Linked DNA regions of Homo sapiens: region 1 is linked to region 2. Evidence: read pairs that join two places in POLR2A ChIA-PET (ENCODE). Cell type or tissue: IMR-90. All regions are shown on one strand. Each heading gives the region's core, and the rest is flanking DNA. Links, peaks and the distances in the headings are about the cores only. Region 1 overlaps LOC105369395 (a long non-coding RNA gene). Region 2 overlaps THAP12 (THAP domain containing 12).

Region 1 (12,137 bases), core at 1,647-9,646, 75 kb after region 2:
CCTGGGCCTTGATGGCTTTTTAATTAAAAACGGATCTCTCCCAATCCCTGGTTTTATGTCCGTCTCCGGGAGCCTGTGGAGGTGCCCCGCTCCGCCTGATGCTTTGCGTAGCCCCGGTTTCTGCTCTTCTGTTTCCTCCCTTGAGTCCCCATCTCCCCTTGTTTTAGGAAGAGAAGGGTCTGGGATTCTTTATGGACTCCTTCTTTGTGTTAGGTGCTGAGGCCCCAAAGTGCACACCACGGATGCTCAACACCACACATTTTAAGGTCTCTGTGTAGGACAGAAGAAAGGGATGGTCCCAAACCAGTTCTATTACTGGCAACCACCTTTAGCCCAAGCATGAAAGGAGGCAGAGACTGGAAGGAGAGGTCTGGTGTGCAAGGACTGTCCCCTTCCTGGCAAGTCCTGGATTTGAGGGGCAGAGGGACAGATGTCTGATTTGCACTTGAAACACCATCTGGAGGCTGGAAGCTGGAGGGAGAGAAGAGGGGGCTGCAGGGGCAAACCCTCTCTGCCAGAGTTTGGCAGGCAAAAGCCAAGTTTCCTGTCGGTCAAAGTAGACACTCTGGAATGGAGTGGGGCTCAAACCATGCAGCAAGGACCAGTCCGAGGAGTCTGCTGCTTGCCAGGATCAGGGAATCCCAACAGAAAGCCTCTGTGTGGGGCTGAAGGGAAGACTGAAGACATCAGGTGGGCTTGAGGGTGGGGTTGGTTAAGTCATCAGCAGGAAGAGGAGGCGTGCCCAGGCCGATGAATTGTGGGTTGGAGGTTCTTAGCAAAAAGGGGTCACTGAAGAGCCCACAGGACACAGGACACCCCAAAGAGAGAAGGCTGGCGTTTGCACATTGCCACCCTGAGAGGACTCCCCTATCCTGGATTCAGCAGTTCTGGTAAGACCCTACTGGTGTTCCACACTGCCCTCCACTCCCCATTCTAGGCCTGACTGTGGGCAGAGGGCAGCCTAGAGGAGTGGAAGGAGGTAAGAGAGGAACCAACTGAGCCCCTCCCCACCCAGCAGTAGAATCAGGGAATGGGCCTGAGCTGGGGGAGGAGGAACTTTGAATTGGGCATGAGATTAAGCTCCTGGGGTCAGACTGGGTGCACCTGTTACCAGCTGAAGACGAGCCTGTTCCTTAATACTGAACGCAGAGCAGGGAGATGTGGGTCCACCCTAGGTCCTTTCCCTTTTTTTTTTTTTTTGAGATGGAGTCTCACTCTGTCTCAGGCTGGAGTGCAGTGGCACAATCTTGGCTCACTGCAACCTCCACCTCCTGGGTTCAAGCAATTCTCCTGCCTCAGCCTTCCAGGTAGCTGGGATTACAGGCATGCATCACCATGCCCAGCTAATTTTTGTATTTTTAGTAGAGATGGGGTTTCACCATGTTGACCAGGCTGGTCTTGAACTCCTGACCTTGTGATCCACCCATCTCGGCCTCCCAAAGTGCAGGGATTACAGGAGTGAGCCACCGTGCCTGGTCCCTAGGTCCTTTTCAAGGGGTGGGGAGGGAGATCCAACAGGGCAGGTTTGAAAGATGGTAGTGAGGCCGGGCATGGTGGCTCACACCTGTAATCCCAGTATGTTGGGAGGCCGAGGAGGGTGGATCACCTAAGGTCAGGAGTTCGAGACCAGCCTGGCCAACATGGTGAAACCTCATCTCTACTAAAAATACAAAAATTAGCCGGGTGTGGTGGCACGCGCCTAAAGTCCCAGCTATTTAGGAGGCTGAGGGAGGAGAATTACTTGAACCCTGGAGGCGGAGGCTGCAGTGAGCTGAGATAGCGCCATTGCATTCCAACCTGGGGAACAAAGCGAGACTCTGTCTCAGAAAAAAAAAAAAAGAAAGATGGTAGCGAAAAAGTTTTTTACTTGCATGCCACTGATTCGGCCTCTTCCATACACCAGTCACACACACACTATTTCATTGAATCTCACAGCCACTGGTTTTATCATTTCCAAGTTATAGATGAAAAAAAATGAAGGTTGAGAGAAATTCAATGACTTGCCCAGGGATCCTTGACTCTGTATCTGAATGGATTCCAACGTCCGAGCAGAAATCCTTCTAGCCTAATGCTTCTTCTCAACCCCTGGAGGTTCTAATTCAGGAGCTCAGGAATGGAACCAAGGAATCTGCATTTTCACAAGTGTCTGGGAGACTCTGGCACAGGTAGGTGGTCCAGGGAGCATGTCCTGGGAAGCACCACCCTCACCTTGATGCCTTTACGGTGAGAATAACATTGTAGGTGACAGGGTCGGCTCCAGAATGCCCAGGCCATGGGGGCATCATACCGCCAGGGAAATCTCTGGACCTCAGCAGGCAGGGCCCTGGGGTCCCTTCCTTCAGTTCTGTGAGCTCCTAGGCTACTCACCTCTCCTCCGCCTCTCAGGCTCACCCACCTCATCTGAAAATGGCAATGATAGTGGGCGTGTAGGCGGGGCTCAGTGGCTCACTCCTGTAATCCCAGCACTATGGGAGGCCAAGGCAGGCGGATCACCTGAGGTCAGGAGTTCGAGACCAGCCTGACCAATATGATGAAACCCAGTCTCTACTAAAAATACAAAAATTAACCAGGTGTGATGGCATGCACCTTTAATCCCAGCTACTCGGGAGGCTGAGACAGGAGAATTGCTTGAACCTGGGAGGTGGAGGTTGCGGTGAGCCGAGATCATGCCATTGCGCTCCAGCCTGTAAAACAAGAACAAAATTCCATCACAAAAAAAAAAAAGAAAGAAAGAAAGAAAGAAAAAAAAGAGATAGTGGGCATGCAGCATTTGCGGAACACATCTACACTTGGGCTTTGTGGATGTCCAGCCTGGAGGACACTCCTCTTGTCCCACGTTCTCTGTGCCTTCCAGTCCCCATTCATGTCTCATGAATGCATGCATAGCATGTGCCAAGAATGATCATTGTGGGGGCTCTACAACCAGACTTCACAAGTTTGAATTCCAGCTCTGCTACTCCTTAATTATGTGACTTTGGGCAAGTTACTTGTCTCTGTGCCTCAGCATCCTCATCTGTAACATGGGATAATGTTGGCACCTATGTCACAGATAGTGGTGAAGATGAATTGGGTTTGTTTCTGTAACTCAATTGTGTGTAACGTGCAATACATGAGGGGCTCGCCCTCCGTAAATGCCAGCTATTCCTATCATTATTATGGACATTAGTAGTAGTGGTATTACCTGTGAGACTGAAGCACGCCAGCTCCTCAGGGAAGGGGGACTTGGAGGAAATGATCGGTCTACCTGGGCCAGATCAAAACTCGGGGGCTTCCGGGTATGGCTAGAGAACAAGAAAGTAGATGTTTCCGTTGGAAGTTCCTTGACAATCAAGGAACAAGAAAGAATGTAGGGTCAGGAGTGGTCGCTCATGCCTGTAATCCCAGCACTTTGGGAAGCCGAGGTGGGTGGATCACCTAAGGTCAGGAGTTCGAGACCAGCCTGACCAACATGGAGAAACCTCGTCTCTACTCAAAATACAAAATTAGCTGGGCATGGTAGCGCATGCCTGTAATCCCAACTACTCGGGAGGCTGAGGCAGGAGAATCGCTTGAACCTGGGAGGCGGAGGTTGCGGTGAGTGGAGATTGCACCATTGCACTCCAGCCTGGACAAGAAGAGCGAAACTCCGCTCTAAAAAAAAAAAAAAAAGAAAGAAAGAAAGAATGTAGCTGGGTTGGGCAAAGCCCCAGAGAGAACTGGGACATGGCAACAACAGGATGTGCCCATCTGTTGGGTCCATGGTTGGTACCATCTTACCTGGAGGGCAAAGCAGGGAGAAAAATCATAGCACCTATTGGGGATCTCTCTCGCCCAGTCCCCACAACAGCCACATGCAGTAGAAATAGCCACTCTGCATCTCAGTGCACAGATGAGGTGATTGGGACTCACTTGCTTCAGGTCACAGGGCTGGTGGCAGAAGCAGGATTCAAGCTGGGGCTGACTCCGAACCTGTGTCTATAACCATGGCCCTCCTGGGAAGGGAAGCAGAGGGAGGCTGCCGTTCTCCAGCGGCCCCCGCCACACCTCTGTGAGAGCCATGTGGGTGGGCAGCACGGCCACTCCTTCAGCCCATTCAGCGCCCGGGCCCTGGCTGGGTTGATACATTATTTCTTTGGAAAGCCAGAAGCTGCTGAGAATCACTGCAGGTAGAATCCCTCTCTGGGTCCTCTGATGGCCCCATCCATGGTGAGAGCCATTCCCTGCCTCTCTCAGGCTGCAAGGGCAGCAAGGTAGGCAGAGGGAGTTATCTCGGCGGCCCAGTCCCATGGGTCTGGCAGCTTGTCCTTTGGTTTTGAGGCCCAGTGCTCTCCAGTGAGCTCAGGGTTCCCTGGGTCAGGGGATCCCAGGAGGTCTCAGGACCTGGAAACCATCTAGAGCAACTTTACGGGGCTGCTGGGTTCACAGGGCCCATAAAACACATTGAGTTTGAAGCCCTCAGAGTTTCCATTTTCTCCCAGGCACAAAATGAGAGGAGCAGGAGCTGGACACAGTGCTTTGTGGGGCAGCTCCCACGCTCAGGCCTGCCGTGGGGTGGGGGTCGAGACTGGGGGCCTGAAAGCCAGCCAGGGAACAGGCACCTGCCAGGCGTCCTGCCAGTCCTCATAGCCCCTGAGTTGGGTGCAGACGATCATTCCTTTCTAAATAACATTTTTTGGTTTGTTTTGATTTTGTAAAATCACGCTATATTCTTATTCTACAGGACACGAACCAAGACTCAGAGAGGTGAAGAGACTGGAAGAACAAGGTAGCCCTGGGGACGAGAAAGAGGAGGAGAAAGAAATGACCCAGGACAGGCTGTTCTGGGGACCACCCCCATCCCGACTACAGGGGGAGGCTTTTGTACCCAAGAAATTGTATCCGTGACTGAGGATACAATTTATATCCCACCTCCACCCTTTATATGAAAGGAATAAAGTAAACATGTTTTTAGGCTGCAACATGGGGGGAAATAGGAATGATTTTTGCATCAAAACAGTCTTGATTGCAGACAGGGCAGGCGAAGGCACCAAGGGGATCCACCTTCCACGCAGCCACGCCATGAGCTGGTGGCAGGCTGGCCTTGGCCCATGGGGCCAGCGGGCACTGGGAGCTGGTGTCTGGTGTGGAGGTCAGAGGCTGGCCCCCCTGGCCCAGCAGAGGGGTACCTGTCAGCTGGCTAGATCACTGGCCTGCAAGCACGTCCCTTCTCCTAATGCAAGTCAGCTCTGGGCCAGGCGGCTTTGTGGGAAGAAGCTCAGACCAGAGACACCAGCTCCTCAGGAGGGAATCCTGGCTGCAGCAGTCCTGACCAATAGCCCTCCAGGAAGTGATTTTTCCACCCCTGCCTTGATGGGGCGTGTGCTCCCTCCTCCCAGAGTAACCTCATGTGGGGCCCATCTGCCTGGGAGAAGATGCTTCCAGACGCTGGTTCAAACATCTGGCTTCCTGAGCCTCCTTTCTGTTGATCCTCACTTTGCCCTCTGGGACCCCACTCATTCATTTGTTCATGTTTTCCTTCAGCAAATACTGTGAGTCCAGTGTGGGTGGAGCCTGTGTCTGCCACTCCCTCTGCCCAGGCAGGCCCTCTGTGACAGGAGCGTTCTGTGTCCTCTGGAGGCTACCTCCACTCTTGGTCCATTCTTTCCCTGCTCCCACCTTCCTACCACCTGGCTGCCCTCTGAACAGTCAGCAAGGACTCGCAGGAGGCCGTGGGCAGAGAGCAGGGCCTGAATGCCCGGCTGGGTGTGAGGGCCTGGGTTACAGGCCCAGCTGTGCCCCTGCTTCCTGCACCCCTCTGTGGTCTTGTCTGTAAAATGGGGATTCAAAGCAGATGGTCTTGAGGCTCATCGCTCTTTACCTGTTAAGGCTCTGTGCAAAGGCCACCTCTGGCCCTCTGACCCCAGCTCAGATTCTTCCAGTTTCTGCTCTGAGAACGGCTATCTCATCTTAGCATTGACTATGTAGGAAGCAAACCTGCCCTGGCAGATCCCTGAAGGTTTATCCTGTACCCCAGCCCCAACACTGGGCCGGGCACAGAGGAAGGCTTGGGTAACATGGGCCTGAACCAAGAGGTGGGTGGCAACAGGCAGGACAAGAACATCCACTTCCGGGGTGGATGGTGGGGCTTAAACTCCAGCCACAGCTCATGATCTCTGTGATCTTGAGCAAGTTTTTAACCTCCCTGGGCCTCAGTTTCCCCACCTGGGTAAAATGGGGATAATACTCCAAGAGGGAATTAAATTATATTTTACTTATTTATTTTTGAGACAGGGTCTCACTCTGTGGCCCAGCCTGGAGTACAATGGCACGTTCGTAGCTCACTGCAGCCTCCACCTCCTGGTCTCAAGCCGATCCTCCCATCTCAGCCTCCTGAGTAGCTGGGACTACAGGCACAAGCCACCATGCCCAGCTAATTTTTTTATTTTTTGTGGAGACAGGATCTTGCTGTGTTGCCCAAGGTCATCTCAAACTCTTGGCCTCAAGTGATTCCCCCAACTCAGCCTCCCAAAGTGCTGGGATTACAAGTGTAAGTCACTGAGTCCTGTTGGCGGTTACATTATATAAATAGGTTTCATGTATTATAGATGCTCAGTAAGTGGCTATTGTGTTATTTTATTTGCCCACATAAGGCAGGGGTTCTGCATCTTACAGAGGTATCTGTGCATTCTATGGGAGTATGCCCACAGATTGCAACTGTATTCAACTCATCTGTGTGCCCAGCCTTTACACTGGGCTCCTAACCGTGCACACCAGGCTTCAAGGACCCCATAGGATGGTGTTCCATGGTGGGCAAGCATATGCAAACCTGTCCCCAGTGTCCGAGGAAACCGAGAGGCTGAAGCTGGCCAAATCAGTTTCTTAGAGAGAAAAATGTAATAGGGTCTGACAAACAGAAGTCATTGTTGTGTCTTGGGTGGCAGTGAGACAAGATGGTGGATCCCTGCACCATTATCCCCCGAAGACCCAGGGCTTATATACCATAGGGAAAGGGCATCTGTGATTCAGAAGGGATGTGTAGGACAATCGAAGTACTACAACATCAAGGTTGTTTTGGCCTAAGGGCAGGATTTACAGTAAGTGTGCACTCTTACACAAGGAACAATAGAGAAACTGGAAATCTTAGAGGCCTTCCCAGAACAGGGGTTAATCAGAAGTCAACATGGTGTATCAGCATCCAAGATGCTCGTTTGGCATCATAGCTGTGACTGGGGCTGGAAGTCTGTGGACAGTGGAGGAGAAACAAGGTTTGAAATGTATAGAGACTGAAGCCTCCCAGGTTCAAGCGATTCTCCTTGCCTCAGCCTCCCAAGTAGCTGGGATTACAGGTGCCTGCCACCATGCCTGGCAGATTTTTTTTTTTTTTGTATTTTTAGTAGAGATGGGGTTTCATTATGTTGGCCAGGCTGGCCTTGAGCTCCTGACCCCATGATTCGCCCACCTTGGCCTCCCCAAGTGCTGGGATTACAGGCATGAGCCACTGCGCCTGGACAACTTATGCAATATTTTCTATAGAAAGAATAGAAAGATAATTCAGTCTTTTTTTCATGTGATTGATTGAAACTAGTGTATTATGATTGACAATTGAGATGCATAAAATATGCAGCTTCAGACACAAATACACTTGCTATTTGTTCTACTGCTGTAGGGTTGTGCCCTACAAATGTAGAGCTCTGGCAAATTCTATTTCACATGATTCCCATCAAGAAGAAAACCTGGATGTATTTATTTACTTTTTATTTATTTTGTCTGTTTTTTTTTTTTTTTTTTGAGATGGAATCTCACTCTGTCACCTAGGTTGGAGTGCAGTGGCACAATCTCGGCTCACTGCAACCTCTGCCTCCTGGGTTTGAGTGATTCTCCTGCCTCAGCCTCCTGAGTAGCTGGGATTACAGGCACCTGCCACCAGGCCCAGCTAATTTTTTTTTTTTGTATTTTTAGTAGAGACAGGGTTTCACCATATTGGCCAGGCTGGTTTCGAACTCCTGACCTCAAGTGATCCGCCCGCCTCGACCTCCCAAAATGCTAGGATTACAGGTATAAGCCACTGCGTCAGCCTATTGTGGTTTTTTGTTGTTGTTGTTGTTGTTGTTGTTGTTTTTGAGACAGGATCTCATTCTGTCACCCAGGCTGGAGTGCAGTGGTGGGATCTCAGCTCACGATAGCCTCTACCTCCCAGGGTCAAGTGATCCTCCCACCTCTCAGTCCTGGAGTAGCTGGGATTATAGATGCATGCCACCATTCCCAGCTGATTTTTGAATTTTTAGTAGAGATGGGGTTTCGCCATGTTGCCCAGGCTGGTTTCAAACTCGTGGGCTCAAGCAATCTGTCCTCCTTAGCCTCCTAAAGTTCTGGGATTACAGGTGTGAGCCACTGCACCCGGTCCAGAAAAGATGTATTTATAATTTCTAATTATATAGGCTGCACTATCTATGACATTCCTGATGCAAGATCATTACTGGGTTGGTTTGTTTTTTGAGAGGGGGTCTCACTCTGTCACCCAGGCTGGAATGCAGTGGTGCAATCATGGGTCACTGCAGCCTCCACCTCCTGAGCTCAAGTGATCCTCCTACCTTAGCCTCCTGAGTAGTTGGAACTATAAGGCATGCACTACCATGCCCAAAGAACTTTTTTTTTTTTTTGCATTTTTTTGTAGAGATGGGGGTTTCATCATGTCGTCCAGGCTGGTCCTGAACTCCTGGACTCAAACGGTCTGCCCACCTCAGCCTCCCAAAGTGCTGAGATTACAGGCATGAGCCACCACACGAGGCTGATAATTTCTGTTTTGATGAGGCCCAAATTCTTTGCCTACAATTTGGTACATCTGATGCCTGAACGAATACTCCAGACTGGCTTCAGTCTCTATACATTTCAAACCTTGTTTCTCCTCCACTGTCCACAGACTTCCAGCCCCGGTCACAGCTATGACACCAAATGAGTCGGCACGGTGGGCAGGCAGTATAGGTATTCATTCTGAAAGCTGTTCCTATACCAGAACGTCTAGTAATAACTCTACCCGTAAGTGACCGCGAACCATATAAATATGCACCACTAATCCCAAATTACTGTAAATGTATCCTCAGCTCAGCTTCCCTTCAGCTAAATCCCCCAAATGCCTCAGCCACTCAACACCCCTTGACAGGAAAGGAAGGAGGGGAAGTAAAAGTGAAAAGAAACAGCGGTATCAACCCTTTGCGGCTAGAATACCTTGCTTTGTGCAAAGTTTTACAAAAACATATGACCATGGGAACGCATTGCTAGGGTATCTATCTTCCAGCGAAGGGACAGCTGTAAGCAAGGGGCACTGAAGTGTAGACTTTATTAGCTTCTGGGTATGTCTGCCTTGGTGCCTGGCCCTGTTCTAATCAGTGGATGAGCATTGTCTCAGGGAATCTCCGTAACTACTCTGTGAGGTGGGATTTTTTTTTAAAAACAATGCAGAAACGGAGGTCCAAAGAGGTAGAGAGAGAAGCCAAAAGTCATGTGATTGATAGGGACAGGTTTGAAGTCAGAACCACGTGACCCCCAAGGCTACACTGGTAACTTTGTTCCCCAGAAACTGATGGGACTGTTGCCAAGAGATGGATGCAAGAATGGGTGGATGGATGGATGAACGCCTGCCTCATCCTCTAGTTTACTGGGTACTCAGCGCTAGCTGTTTTCATACAGGGAACTCCCTAAAGGCAAGACAGAGTCTGATTCTTCCCTTGCACAGGGCAGGACAGAGAAGAGGAACTCAGAAAAGGGCCAGGCTGGGGGGCTGAGAGATGAGGTGCCCCAGGACCTGCCCACAGAGCCCAGCAATAGTGTAGAGAAAGAAGACCTACACCAGGCAGAGGTGACAAGTCACAGAGCCATGTCTACTGGGTACCACTGCAGGGTTCCGCTTAGAGGCAGCATGCAGAAAAAGCCCAAGTCATTCTCCCCCAGGCCATAATGCAGCATAAGGCAAGAGGCTGGACAGGCCAACCTCTCAGGGCCCTGAGCCCTGCAACGCATCCTTGTCTACTCCTCTGCCTCAAGGCATTCCCAAGCTTCCCTTTGGAGTTTTCCAAGGTGTCAAGGGAATGAGATGCCCACCCGGGTGGTCCATTCCAAGGTTCAACAGCCGTAACGGACAATGCCCGGGAGCTGCAAGCCGAGCTCAGTTCCGCTTGAGGCATTTTACGGGCCCAGCCTGGGTAAACACGGGCTCCATTAATGCACCCGGGGTTTCACCTCTGCTGCTGTCAGTCTCGCCTCCCAGAGCCAAAGGCGCTCGAGCGTGAGGCACAGAGGCAGCTCAGAGAAGACAAGTGAGGGTGAGAGGGCTGCATGGCAGGGACCCTCAGACACTTCCCAGTCTCCCCAGACCCCGTCACAGATTTGGGACTGAGGCTTGGGGACTGGAGGGAGCAGGGAGCCCCTGGGGCAGAGGCAGAACTGGAGCATCAGGATATAACACCACCACCCCAGGTCCCATGCCTCTCCTGTAGATGGAGACTGTGCTTTCTAAGCCAGCAGGTGAGACATGTGGTCTGGCCACAGCTGGCTTCTTATGGGAGCAACTGGACAGAAACCGAAATCAGAACCGTCTTGAAAACTCCAGGACTCTGCTCCCTGTGATCATTTATCACTGATTCTCCCACACACTCCACGCACCTTTCCTGGTGCCAGCTTCTCTGTAGGCCCTGGGCCGGGGCTGGGGACCCCGAGATGAGTCAGACCTGGCCTTCGTCCAGGATGAAGTCACAGTCTGGTGGGGAGACAGGTGTGGACACAGGCAATGACAATGACAAAGCGGTGTGCTCAGAGCTGGGACAAAGAGGAGCCCCAGGGAGGGGCCCCTAACATAGACCGAGGTCAGGAGGGTGGGGGTGTGCCCTGGGGGAGGCGGAGGCCTGACCTGCATTCTGAAGATGAGTTCATCAGGGTGCCCAGCTATGGAAGGCACCGAAGGCAGGCAGGGAAAACAGCACCTGCAGAGTGACAGTCCTCTAGAGGGAACGGTGTGGCTGGGAAGAGGGCCTGGCACACAGCGAGCACTCAGCAAACATCTTTTGAAGGAATGAATGCATGAGAAGTTTGGTGTAGTTAGAGTGTGGGACTGGAAAACACTGGAGGGGGCTGGAAATGGAGAGTCTTAAAAATCATACTAAGGAGTTTGGTGAGTCCTAGGCCAGAGGGGAGCAGGGGAAGGGGAGGGACATGGCCCAATTTGCCTTTGAGGAAGACCTCTCAGGAGGCGGGGGTTGAACACGCATCAGGAGTAGAGTTGTCAGGTCAAACATAGGACCCTCAGTCAAATGTGAATTTCAGATAAACAGTGAATAACTTTTTTGGCATTTGTGTACTTTTATTGCTAAGCCTGGCGACTATAATTTGGAGTGGGAGTGGGAGGTATGGGGAGGTGAGCACATGAGAGGAAGGCCAGGGCAGCCATCCAGGGGGAGGCGGTGCTGGCCTGCACAGGGCAAGGGCATGGGAGGACAGGAGGGGACAGCAGACAGCATTTGTATTTGTTTGCTTTTTTTTTTTTTCATGAAAACTTGTTTTTGAAATATAACATGCATACAGGAAAGTGCACCAATCATAAAAATATTCCTTAATAAATTATCAAAAGTGAACACATCCGGGTAACTACCAGGTGAGTCCACAAACAGGACGATGTTCTTGTGCCCTTCCTGCCCTGGGTTGGGACTCCTCAGTTCCACCTGTGCTGTTCACGCCTGGCCTCTTTCGTTCAGAGTTGTATCTGTGAGAGTCCTCCATGGGGCTGCATGTAGTAGCAGTGGCTGGCCACTCTCATTGCTGTATTGCATTCTGTTGTGTGAAGGGATCACAATTGATTTTCCCTTTCTACTGTTGGTGGGCATTTGGGTAGTGTCTGGGTTGGAGCTTTAGGAACAGTGCTGCTATGAGCATGCCAGAACCTGTCTATGGGGGTGCATTTGTACACAAGTGTGCGGGATACATTCAGTGATGTGCCGGAGCCAGCTTGCAAGAGTCCATGACATGTGACGGGGCACGGTGGCTCACGCCTATAATCCCAGCACTTTGGGAGGCCAAGGCAGGCAGATCACTTTGAAGTCAGGAGTTCGAGACCAGCCTGGCCAACATGGTGAAACCCTGTCTCTACTAAAAATACAAAAATTTGCTGGGTGTGGTAGCAGGCGCTTATA
Region 2 (12,137 bases), core at 1,535-9,534:
ATTCAAAAAAACCAAATGTACACACATTCATAGCAGCACTATTCGCAATAGTCAAAAGGTAGAAACAAGCCACGTTTATCAGTGCTTGAATGGATAAACAAAATGTATATCAATACAATGAAATATTAGCCATGAAAAGGAATGAAGTGCCAGTACATACTACAGTATGGGTGAACCTCAGAAACATTATGCTAAGTGAAAGAAGTCAGATACAAAAGCTTATATGTTGTATGATTCTATTATATTAAATATCCAGAATAAGTAAATCCATAGAGATAGAAAGCATATCAGTGGTTGCCTGGGGCTGGGCGAAAGGGAGAGTGGGGAGCAACTGATTAATGGTTACAAGGTTTCCTTTTGAGGTGATGAAAATGTTTTAGAATTAGGTAGTGGTGATGGTTGCAGAACATGATGAATGTGTTAATTGCCATTAGTTTTTTACTTTAAAATGGTTAGTTTTATGTTATGAGAATTTCACCTCAAAGAAAATAGATGTCTTGAAGAGAGAATAGGATATACAAGTCTGAAATTCAGAGACTTTCAAACCGGAAATTGTAAATATGGGTGTTCTCAGTTTATAGAGGGTATTTAAAACCGTGGTACGGGTTAAGGTTATCTAAGGAGTGAGCAAAGAACAGATCTGAGGATTGAGTCCTGGGGCATTCCCAGTGTTTTAAGTTCCGAGACATGGGAAAGAACTCGCTCAGTACAGTGAGGAGTAGCAGTTGGGAACAGAGGAGAGGAGCATCTTAGTCTGACTTGGCCTTGCCCCATTATGCGTTATCTTCCTTTTACCCAAATTTTAGCCCAAAGACATTCTTACAGGTTTATTTCACTTCCATAATGAGGGCACCCCTAGTCAGTTCTGGACCACAGGTCATTTGTATTAATATGTAGTGAATCCTGTTTTGACTACACTCCTTAAGGGGAGTATAGTCTATAGGGGTTTACAGTTTCAGATTTGAAAGAAGTGTTTAGATCTAGTGAAATCTCACTTGAAATACTGGAATTTTCTCAATAATAGTGACTTTTATCATTTTTAGGGTTATTATCCCTTTTGAGAATCTAGCATAAGGACTCTTACCTGAAAAAAAAAAAAAAACAAAAAAAACATAGACACAATTTAGCATTCGAAGACAAAGATGTTTATGGGCCTTTATAGGCCCTGTGCATTCCTGACAGATGGGCATCTTTGCCCTTGCTAAAACACCTCTAATGATAGTCCTCCCCTTTGTGAGAAGACACGTGATGATTCTGGACGCTTTGGCTGTTGTTTCTTCCTTGTATTGAGTGGACATCTGCCTCCTGTAATTGAGGCCTTGGAGGTCCTAGTTTTGTTCCCAGGATCACACGAAGTCTCTGCCCTTTTCAACGTTAGACTCCTTTGAATGCTTCAAGACCAAATCATGAATTTCTTTTTAAAAAGATGTTTATTGAGATGCAATTCACATATAATTCACCCATGTAAAGTGTACGATTTGGGGTATATACATTAATTTTTAAAATTTTGGTAAAATACAACAGAATTTGCTAATTTAACCTTTAAGTGTGCAATTCAGTGGCGTTAATTACATTCACAGTGTTGTGCAACCTTCTCCACTATTTTCAAAACTTTTTCATTTATCCCAAACAAAAACTGTAACCATTAGGCAATAACCTCCCATTCCCCTGCCCTTCCAGCCTTTGGTAACCTCGAATCCACTTTCGGTCTTTATAAATTTGCCTGTTCTAGATTCCTCATATTGGTGGAATCATACAATATTTCTCCTTTTATGTCTGGCTTGTTTAACTTAATATGTTCAAGGTCTTTTTATCCAAATCAAACCTCCTCGTACTACATGATTTTAAGTTCTACTGTATTTGATAGTTTCCATTTCACTGTGCCCAGTGTTATTTATAACAAAGAAGTAGTTTCCAGAGGTGTTATTGAATTAATAACAGTATTTTTAGGGTTATTAGTTCTAACCCACCCCCCCCCCACCTTTTCTTCTATAAACAGGTTGTAGGGAAGGTTGATAAAAGGTGACATTGCCAGTCTAGTCTTCAAATGCTAACATTGTTAACAAACAATAAAGATGAATATATTTAATGCTATTAAAACAGTACATTTCCCAGTCATCAGTTATAAATTCCATGCATGCTTTTAGAAACAGCTATTTAGAAATAATTTAAACTTCAAGAGTGTAATTAATAAAGTGTATGGTGTGGAATCACATACCATAATAGTTCTTATTGTTTTAGAAAACGTGGCATTAATATGCTTCTTTTTTAAAAAAGTGAAATAATCAACCCAGCTTAGGTCAGTGACACGGTTTAAGTAAAAAAAAAAAAAAAAAGCCTAAGTCTTGATTGCCCCAGGGTGGCTTGCCTAATGCCAAGGCTTGCCACTGTGAGGCAGCTCACAGTGGAGCTCTTCCTAAACCAGGAGATGGTACAGGTAGAGCTAATGAATTGCTCTGATTAGAGTGAGATGGGCGTTGAAGCTCTCTTCTTCCTCCTCAGGCAGCTAGTACTAACTCACCCAAGATGGGTGAGGGCTTCCAAGGTTCTTCTGGCAATTTAATGAAGGCTGATTGAGAGCTGGTGTGCTCTACTTTGTGAAATGTAAAACAGTGGTTTTCTGGGGACTCGTGAGGGTGCCTGTTTGGGCTGTTATAACAAAATACCTTAGACTAGGTGATTTTTAAACAACAGAAATTTATTTCTCATAGTTCTGGAAGCTGGGAAGTCCAAGATAAAGTCACCAGCAGATTTGGCATCTGGTGAGGGCTCACTCTTGGCTTCTTAGATGGTGCCTTCTTGTTGTGTTCTCACATGGCGGAAGGGGCAAATAAGGCTTCCCCGTCATGACCTAAGTCATCTCCCAGATGCCCCACCTCCCAACACCACTGCACTGGGGATTGTTTCAATATGAATTTTGAGGGGATGCAGACATTCAGACCATAGCAATCCCCAAGATCCTTTCAGGGAGTCCACAATGTCAGAACTATTTTCATAATAACACTGATATTATTTGCATTTTTCATATTTGGTCTCTCAGGAGTGGACAGTGGAATTTTTGGGTTGCTACATAACATGATGGCATCATTGCTTTGATAAATTTTGTGTTGTGTTTTCTAGAATTTTCTAAATATTATTCAGATCTGAGTGTTCAGTAGACATTTTCTCAGAAATAAACAAGCCTGCCACTTCAAGGAGAACAACTGATAATTTGAGCATTCAAGTTGAAAATTAGAATTTTGGAAAATTTATGTGCCACTGTGAGCTTGACAGCTCTCTAATACTTAAAGACTTTTCTGGTGAGATCACTGATGATACTGATGTGTTTTTTTTTTTTTTTGTATAATGAATTGCATTAACATTTATATGGTATGTATAACTCACTGAACTAATATTTTCCAAATGACCAATTTATGGTTTTACAGAGACATACATGGATAAAAGTGCAAGATAGACTATGGGATTTTTTATGTACTAGGGCATGAAAAAGCTCATTGGTCTGGTCTCAGATGTCACATTTCAACTAATCTTGAAGAAACTACCACTTGTGGAGAATTCACAATTATATGGAAAAAAGAGGAGTATTGTAATAACCTTTTTAACTGCATATCGTTATGAGGCTAGATTTTCTTCATATATTTCAACCAAAACAACATATAGCAATAGATTAAATACAGAAGCAGATGTGAGAATCTAGCTGTCTTCTGTTAAGCTGGACGTTAAAGAGATTTGCAAAAATGAAGAAGTGTCATTTTTCTCACTAAATATTTTTGTTTTGGAAAATGCAATTTTTTATTAAAACGTTATTTGTGTTAACATAAGGTTGGTATTTTAATGAATTAATAAATATTTTTAAAATTTTTCTGATAAATGTTGTTAGGTAAAATCCACATAAAAGATCTTTGGAGTCCTCAATAATGTAATAGTGCAAAGGAATCCTGGGACTATGAAGTTTGAGAATTGCTGCTCTAAAATGTGAGCAGCAAATTTCAAACTTTTTTTTTTTTTGAGGGGTCTTACTCTGTCACTCAGGCTGGAGTGCAGTGGCAGGAGCATGGCTCACTGCAGCCTCAACCACCTGGGCTCAAGCAATCTTCCAGCCTCAGCCACCCAAATACCTGGGACTATAGGTGCCCATCACAACCCCCGGCTAATTTTTGAAAAAAATTTTTTTTAGAGACAGGGTCTCACCATGTTGCCCAGGCTGGTCTTGGACTCCTGAGCTGAAGCATTCCCCCCTTGTTCAGCCTCCCAAAGTCTTAGGATTGCAGATGTGAGACACCACGCCCAGCCTGAAGTACTTTCATATCAACTCATTTAATCTTCCAAACAATGGGGTGAGTTGTAATAATAGTACTTCTTTTTCCTTTTTTTTTTTTTTTTGAGACAGTGTCTCACTGTCACCCAGGCTAAAGTGCAATGACACGATCTCCAGTCATTGCAACCTCTGCCTCCTGCGCTCAAGTAATTCTCCTGCCTTATCCTCCCAAGTAGCTGGGACTGCAGGTACATACCACCATGCCTGGCTAATTTTTATATTTTTTGTAGAGACAGGGTTTCGCCATGTTGCCCAGGCTGGAACAGTACTTACGTAGTGTATTCTTTGTGACAGGCACTGCTCTGTTATATACTTCTCTGTTATATATACATTATTTCATGTTACCCTTGCAGTAAATTTTGAGGTAGTCCTTGCTTTACAGATGACCAAAGTAGGTACAGAGAGGTTAGCTAACTTTTTTAAAGGCCCTGCAGAAATGTCTAAAACCTTAAGAGCAGGTAGGACAGGATAAAATAGGTATTACCCGAACTTTTTTGACCGTGGAACCCTGTTTTTTTTTTGGAGACAGGTTCTTATTCTGTCACCCAGGCTGGAGTGCAGGAGCACAATCATTGCTCACTGCAGTCTCCATCTCCCAGGCTCAAACAATCCTCCCATCTCTGCCTCCCAAGTAGCTGGGGACCATAGGCGCACGCCACCACACTTGACTAATTTTTTAATTTTTTATAGAGACAAGGTCTCCCTATATTGTCCAGGCTGGTCTTGAACTCCTAGCCTCAAGTGATCCTCTTGCCTTGGCCTCTCAAAGTGCTGGTATTATGAGCCACCATGCCCGGTCCCTTTTTTTTTTTTTTTTTTAAATGTAACAGTTCTGACTGGGCATAGTCACTCAGGCCTGTAATCCCAGCACTTTGAGAGGCTGAGGCAGGAGGATGGCTTAAACCCAGGAGTTTGAACTTAGAATGAGCTATGATTGCACCAGTGTGCTACAGCCTGGGCGACAGATTGAGGCCCTGTCTCTCTCTCTCTTTTTTTTTTTTAGAAGCAATTCTTTGAACAGGATTCCTTGGAATACACTTTTAGAAATGCTGCATTAGTAAGAAACCAATGAGGGAAAAACATCAAAAACAAAACAAAGAAGTAATCAGTGATGGTTGACTAGTGCTGAAGGTGTTTAAGGTGTGTACAGAAAGTGGCTGCACGCAGTGGCTCACGCCTGTAATCCCAGCACTTTGTGAGGTTTAGGCGGGAGGATCGCTTGAGCCCGGGAGTTTGAGACCCACCTGGGCAACATAATGACACCTCTTCTCATTACTTTAAAAATGAAATAAAAGATAGGCCAGGCACGATGGCTCACGCCTGTAATCCCAGCACTTTGGGAGGCCGAGGCGGGTGGATCACCTGGTCAGGGGTTCGAGACCAGCCTGGCCAACATAGCGAAACCCCATCTCTACTAAAAGTACAAAAATTAACCGGGCATGGTGGGGGGTGCCTGTAATCCCAGCTACTCAGGAGGCTGAGGCAGTAGAGTAGCTTGAACCCAGGAGGCAGAGGTTGCAGGGAGCCAAGATTGTGCCACTGCACTCCAGCCTGAGCGACAAGAGCAAGACTCCACCAAAAAAAAAAAAAAAAAAAAAGAAAAGTTAAAAATGAAATAAAATCTGTACAGGAAAGTGACCGTTGGATTTGGCAGGATAGGGTCGTTAGTAATTTTCTTGAGCAGTTTCAGTGGAAAAGGGATAGAGTAGGAGCCTCCTTGGCATTGATTAAGGAGACAGTACAACAAGATAAGTGGATGCAGTCCAAATGGATGCTTTAACAAGTTTTGCTATAAAGAGGATCAGGATTAAGAGAGTTTTAAAGATGGGAGACATTAGGGCATGTTTACACTGTGGGAATAATATAGTAAGATAAATGTAGGGAGTTGAGATATTATACATGGAGAGGTGGAAAGTCTTAAATGCCTGGAGTTTTCTGTGTGCATACATATTCATACACATACACCCACATATATGTACACATGTGAGTCAGGAAAACTTTCCCTCAAGAAATGACATTTGCGCTAAGATCTGAAGGCTGAGTCATAGTTAACTGTGCATAGGAAGTGTATAAAAAGCAGCAAGAAGAGTGTAGTAGGCTGAGTAAACAGCGCAGGGAAGGCCCCAGGATAGAAGTGAACACAGTTGTTTATCCTGAGAGTAATGAGAAGCCACTAAAAGCTTAAGCATGGGAGAGACATTCTCAAATTGGCTTTAAAAAATGCTCTGCAGCACGGAGAAGGGGTTAGAGAAGGGCAGATGACCAGTTTGGAAGAGATACTAGTAGACCAGGTAAAAAATTATGGTAGCTTGGACCAGGGTGTTATTGATGGAGAGAAGCAGATGGATTTGGGGAGTCATTCCACTGTGCTAAGGGAAAAGTCTACAAAATCTGGAGTACAGGGAACAGAACAATGACAGGGAGAGCTGGGAAAGGGGAGGCATTGGTAAAAATTTGAGACGAGTATGTAAGTGGGTATGTATGTATATAAATATATATACATATTCATAATACACATATGAATACACATGTGAAAACACTTATTGTGGTCATATATATATATATTTTTTTTTTTTTTCTTTTTTTTTGAGACGGAGTCTCGCTCTCTTGCCAGGCTGGAGTGCAGTGGTGCGATCTTGGCCTACTGCAACCTCCACCTCCCGGATTCAAGTGATTCTCCTACCTCAGCCTCCCGGTCATATATAATTTTTATAATTTTATTCATGTAAAAACGTATACATAGAAGAGCTACGTGCGGTGGCTCATGCCTGTAATCCTAGCACCTTGGGAGGCCGAGGCAGGACGATCACTTCACCCAGGCGTTTCAGACTAACCTGGGGAACATGGTGAAACCCCGTCTCTACAAAAAATACAAAAAGTTAGCCAGGCATGGTGGCGTGTGCCTGTAGTCCCAGCTACATGGGAGACTGAGGTGGGAGAATCGCTTGAACCCAGGAGATGGAGGCTGCAGTGAGCCGAGATTGCACCACTGCACTCCAGCCTGTGCAACAGAGTGAGATCCTCTCTCTCAAAAAAAAACCCCAAAAAACATATGCACAGAAGATCACAAATGATAACTGTACATCATGTTGGATTTTCAGAGTAACATATCCATGAAAATTTCACCGGGATTTTTAAAAAATAGAGTATCACTAGCGTCCCAAACTTCCTCTGCTTCATGGTTCTCCCAGCCATTATCCCATTCTCCCCAGTGGTAGCCACTGTGACTTCACATACCTTGGATTAGTTAGGTTTTGGGGGGAAGAGGGAGAATGAATGGAAGCTTTATTATTGTTTGAGATATAGAACATTAGCAGCACCTCAGTAGCCTCTTTTGTGCCCACTCCCAGTTGTTACCCTCCCCAAATGTATCTGCTATTCCATCACTGTGTTGAGGCGGAGCCAGACCACCCCATATTTAAAGATTCACTAGAAGGGCTTGCAGGACTCAGTATATGGTTGTACTCACAGTGAAGATTTATTGCATTGTAGTAAGGATACACATCTGGATCATGAGGGAAAAAGACAGGCACAGTCTGAAGGAATCCATGTATAGGCTTCCCTATGCTCCGTCTTTCCCATGAGGGGGTCACCCAGAGCCCGTTTTTCCCCAGTGGTGGAAATGTGGCAACACGTGCCGTGTTTCTGTGGAGAGAAGACCGTTAGAGACGTAGTGTCCGAGGTTTTTACTGGGTCCTGATCACATAGGCAGCCTCTGCCTGGCATATAATAAAATTCCAAATTCCCAGAAGGGATGGCAGGTGTTCAGCAGGTGTGCTTGTTTGCACAAGCAGTCTAGGCACATTGAGCTGCATTATCAGTTAGGAAAAATTTTATTTCTGTGTATGGAACTGTTTACCAACCAAGTTCCCGGATACCAGCCCAAGGTCCTTAACAAACAGGCCTTTCTAAGGACAGCAGCCTGAGGTCTGCTGTGTTAACTCTTTTTCTGAACAATCACTATGAATGAGTTTTGCCTGTTCTAGAATTTCATATCAAAGGAATCATGTAGTATGTACTCCTGGCTTCTTCTGCTTAACATTACGTTTGTGAGATTGTAGATAGTTTGTTCATTTCATAGCCAAGTAGTATTCCATTGAATGAATATACCACAATTTATCCATCCTGCTGTTGATGGGCAAAGTTACTTCACCTTCTCCCCAATATTTGGTATTACCTCTTTTACATTGTAGTCATTCTTGTGGGTATGTAGTAATTTGTTTTGGCTTTAATTAGCATTTCCCTGATGGCAAATGAGATCGAGCATTTTTTTTTCATCTATGTATTGCCATTTTTATAACCTTTTTATTATAAAGTGCCTGTTCAAGGCCCCTTGCCTATTTTTATGTTGGGTTATTTATTTGTAGGAGTTCTTCATATATATTTTGAATGTGAGTCCATTGTTAGATATATGTATTGCAAATATCTGACATTTTGTGGTCTGCCATTTCACTCTTAAATGGCTTCTTTTAATGAAGAAAAGTTATTAACTTTAAAGTAGCCTAATTTATATATCTTTTCCTCTAGCATTTGTGCTGTTGCCTTAAGAGATCTTTATTCCAAGGTCATGAAGATAATCTCCTGTGTTATCTTTTAGTGGCTTTATTGTTTTACCTTTCATATTTAGATCTCCAATCACTTGGAACTTATTTTTGTGTATGGTGTACAAGTAGGAGTTAAGATTTATTTTTTTCATGTAGATATTCAGCTGACTCGGCCCTATTTATTGGAAAAGAAAAATCCATATTTGCTGCTGTTCAGAGCTACCTTTAAGTATCTGCAGTGCTCTATTTTGTTTCACTGTTCTGTCCTTCTGCCAGTACTTGTCTTAATAAGCTTTACAGTAAGTCTTAATATCTGGTAGTGTAATTCTTTCAACCTCCTTTTTCCTCTCTCTCTCTCAAGATTATCTTGGTTATCCCTGGTTCTTTAATGTTGTGTATAAAAAGTTTTAGAATAATTTGTCATTTCTTTCTCTTGCTCTCTCTCACAAACTTACTGGGCTTGTGATTATATTGAATTAGTAAATGGGTTTGGGGAGAATTGACATCTTTGGAATTTAGTGTGCCAGTTCATAAACTTGTGTATTTATTTAAGTTTGCTTTAAAAAGATTATTAGAGGTCTTGCACTTCTTTCACTAGATTTATTCTTAAGTAGTTCATATAGAAAGTCAGGTGTATTTGATTAGGCTCTCTGCCTGATGCCCATTCTGTTCTTGATTGTCTGAATAAGAGTTGCTGTTGATATCAGAAAGCTGTTTCAACTTAGTTCGGAGGTAATATGTACAGTATTGCTCTGTGTGGAAGGTCTCCAGAGATTTAAGAATTTAAAAAACAAACAACTGTAGCAGTATGGCAAATTATTTTATAGTGAGATCGTTTTTATACTTAATATTTGGATTTTGAAACATGAAATGTTTATAATCATAATGTACAACTGTGTAAAAGTGTGATTAAATTGTGAACATCTTAGGCATCGTTACTGTGAGCAGTAATACTTGTTGGTCAAATGAAATGCTGTACAATTTAGGTGTAGTTTTTTAAAAATCATAGCATTTTACCTTGATTTGACATTTTTAGAGTAGAGAGAATTAAGTGTCAGGGGCATGTATGTTGGGGGGAGGTGGACAATAGTGTTAAAACATAAAAAAAAAATACTGTGATTTAATTATAAAGGAATATGTTGGGCCGGGCGCAGTGGCTCGCGCCTGTAATCCTAGCACTTTGGGAGGCCAAGGTGGGCAGATCACCTGCGATCTGGAGTTCGAGACCAAGCTAGCCAACGTGCTGAAACCCCATCTGTACTATAAATACAAAACTTAGCTGAGTGTCGTGGTGCACGCCTATAATCTCAGCTCCTTGGGTGGCTGAGGCAGGAGAATTGCTTGAACCTGGGAGGCAGAGGTTGCAGTGAGCTGAGATCACACCACTGCACTCCACCCTGGGCTAAAGAGCAAGACACCATCTCAAAAAAATAATTTGTGATACTGTTTATCCACGGCAGAACTTTTATTCTTAGAAATTTGAGGAATGGGCCGGGCGCGGTGGCTCACGCCTGTAATCCCAGCACTTTGGGAGGCCGAGGCGGGCAGATCACCTGAGGTCGGGAGTTCGAGACCAGCCTGACCAACATGGAGAAACCCAGTCTCTACTAAAAATACAAAATTAGCCAGGCGTGGTAACGCATGCCTGTAATCCTAGCTACTTGGGAGGCTGAGACAGGAGAATCGCTTGAACCCGGGAAGCAGAGGTTGCAGTGAGCCAAGATCATGGCATTGCACTCCAACCTGGGCAACAAGAGCAAAACTCTGTCTCAAAAAAAAAAAAGAAAAGAAAAGAAATTTGAGGAAAGATCTAGTTGTGACTTTAGCAAGTTACTTAATATTTCTGTGCCTTCATCTGCACAAGGGGGATATTAATAGTACCCATCTTTGGAAAGGACTTAGAACGTGTCTGGCTCATAATAAGTGCTTATTATTAGCTTTTCTGAAAATATTTAAGCACCGAGAGGGCATGGACTTTGTCTTGTTCTCTGTCTTCAACACTTTTTGTGTACTAGATTGTGTAGTCACAGTCCCTGCATTCATGGAGCTTGCAATCTAGTCAGCACGTATTACTGTAGATAATAATTTGTGTTCATAGGAAGATAAACGAATACAGCCTTTATGCTTCCCTTAGAAACTAGTTATTTAAAGAACATCTAGTTGCTGATTTTTTTTTTTTTTTCCGAGACGGAGTCTGGCTCTGTCACCCAGGCTGGAGTGCAGTGGCGCAATCTCGGCTCACTGCAAGCTCCGCCTCCCGGGTTCACGCCATTCTCCTGCCTCAGCCTCCCGAGTAGCTGGGACTACAGGCGCTCGCCGCTTCGCCCAGCTAATTTTTTGTATTTTTAGTAGAGACGGGGTTTCACCGGGTTAGCCAGGATGGTCTCGATCTCCTGACCTCCTGATCTGCCTGCCTTGGCCTCCCAAAGTGCTGGGATTACAGGCGTGACAACACGCCCGGCCTAATTGCTGATTTTCTACAGTGACAGTGTTGTTTTGTATGCTTGTTGAAGTTGAAATCCTGAAGGGAATGTTAAGCTGTGAGCCTTGTGGCTGTGCATGCAGCTTTCTGCTTGTTCTGCTGATGGTTGAATCTTCTCTGATGTTTTGGGAGTTGGAAGATGCAGGTTTCAGTTCTAGTTCTGCTGATGATTTTGTACTTCCCTCCAAACAAGTTACTTCTTAACCTTGTCTGTAATTGAAATGTTGGTACTAAATGACTTCTAAGGTTTTTTCCAACTGTTATTTTGTTATTAATCAAATTCTCCAAATTATGTTCTCAGGGAGGGGAGCAGGAATCCGTTGTTATTAATGTATGTTTGCCTTAAAACTGAAGGCTGAAATTTAAATGCTGAGCTCATTTTCATAATTGTATTTTGGTTTTATTTATAGATGCCAGAAGTGGGTGGAGAACTGTAGGAGAGCAGACTTAGAAGATAAAACACCTGATCAGCTAAATAAACATTATCGATTATGTGCCAAACATTTTGAGACCTCTATGATCTGTAGAACTGTGAGTAATAGAAGAGCTTGGTGTCTCTCTGTTTGACTTGATTTCTCTCTCTCACTGTGTCTGGTTGGAAATGTAAGTATTTACCAATGTTGGAAGGTATTCCTATATCCTGCCACTTTAAGATGAAGACAGATTTGGAGCTGAAAAGTATCTGTTTTGTTCTTAAAATCCTGATTTTGCCGGGGGCCTATAATCCCAGCACTTTGGGAGGCCGAGGCAGGAAGACCACTTGAGCTCAGGAGTTTGAGACCAGCCTGGGCAA

The links. ChIA-PET counts read pairs that join two places held together with the same protein. Peaks named below come from ENCODE experiments on the same cell type or tissue, not always from the same donor. Only the 100,000 strongest peaks of a DNase experiment are listed, where the experiment ranks them.
Region 1: POLR2A ChIA-PET joins it to region 2 with 9 read pairs; 3 of 35 experiments call an interaction of 5 or more read pairs at or near these places.

What each region holds. Positions count from the first base shown.
Region 1 is chr11:76,290,347-76,302,483 of GRCh38, reverse strand. It overlaps LOC105369395 (a long non-coding RNA gene), which reads right to left. Exons shown (of 5, transcript XR_950333.3): 2 at 3,757-3,906; 3 at 3,182-3,281. Among named protein-coding and RNA genes, the nearest start is that of TRP-TGG2-1, 61 kb to the right of the region's middle. RefSeq lists enhancers at 10,558-10,617, 10,425-11,220. In IMR-90, for the core only: no CTCF peak of the experiment used is centred there; no DNase peak of the experiment used is centred there; H3K27me3 peaks cover 2,366 bases.
Region 2 is chr11:76,365,590-76,377,726 of GRCh38, reverse strand. THAP12 (THAP domain containing 12) reads left to right here. Exons shown (of 5, transcript NM_004705.4): 2 at 11,755-11,875. Among named protein-coding and RNA genes, the nearest start is that of THAP12, 9.5 kb to the left of the region's middle. RefSeq lists a silencer at 6,285-6,394 and an enhancer at 11,139-11,640. In IMR-90, for the core only: no CTCF peak of the experiment used is centred there; a DNase peak (open chromatin) is centred at 6,356.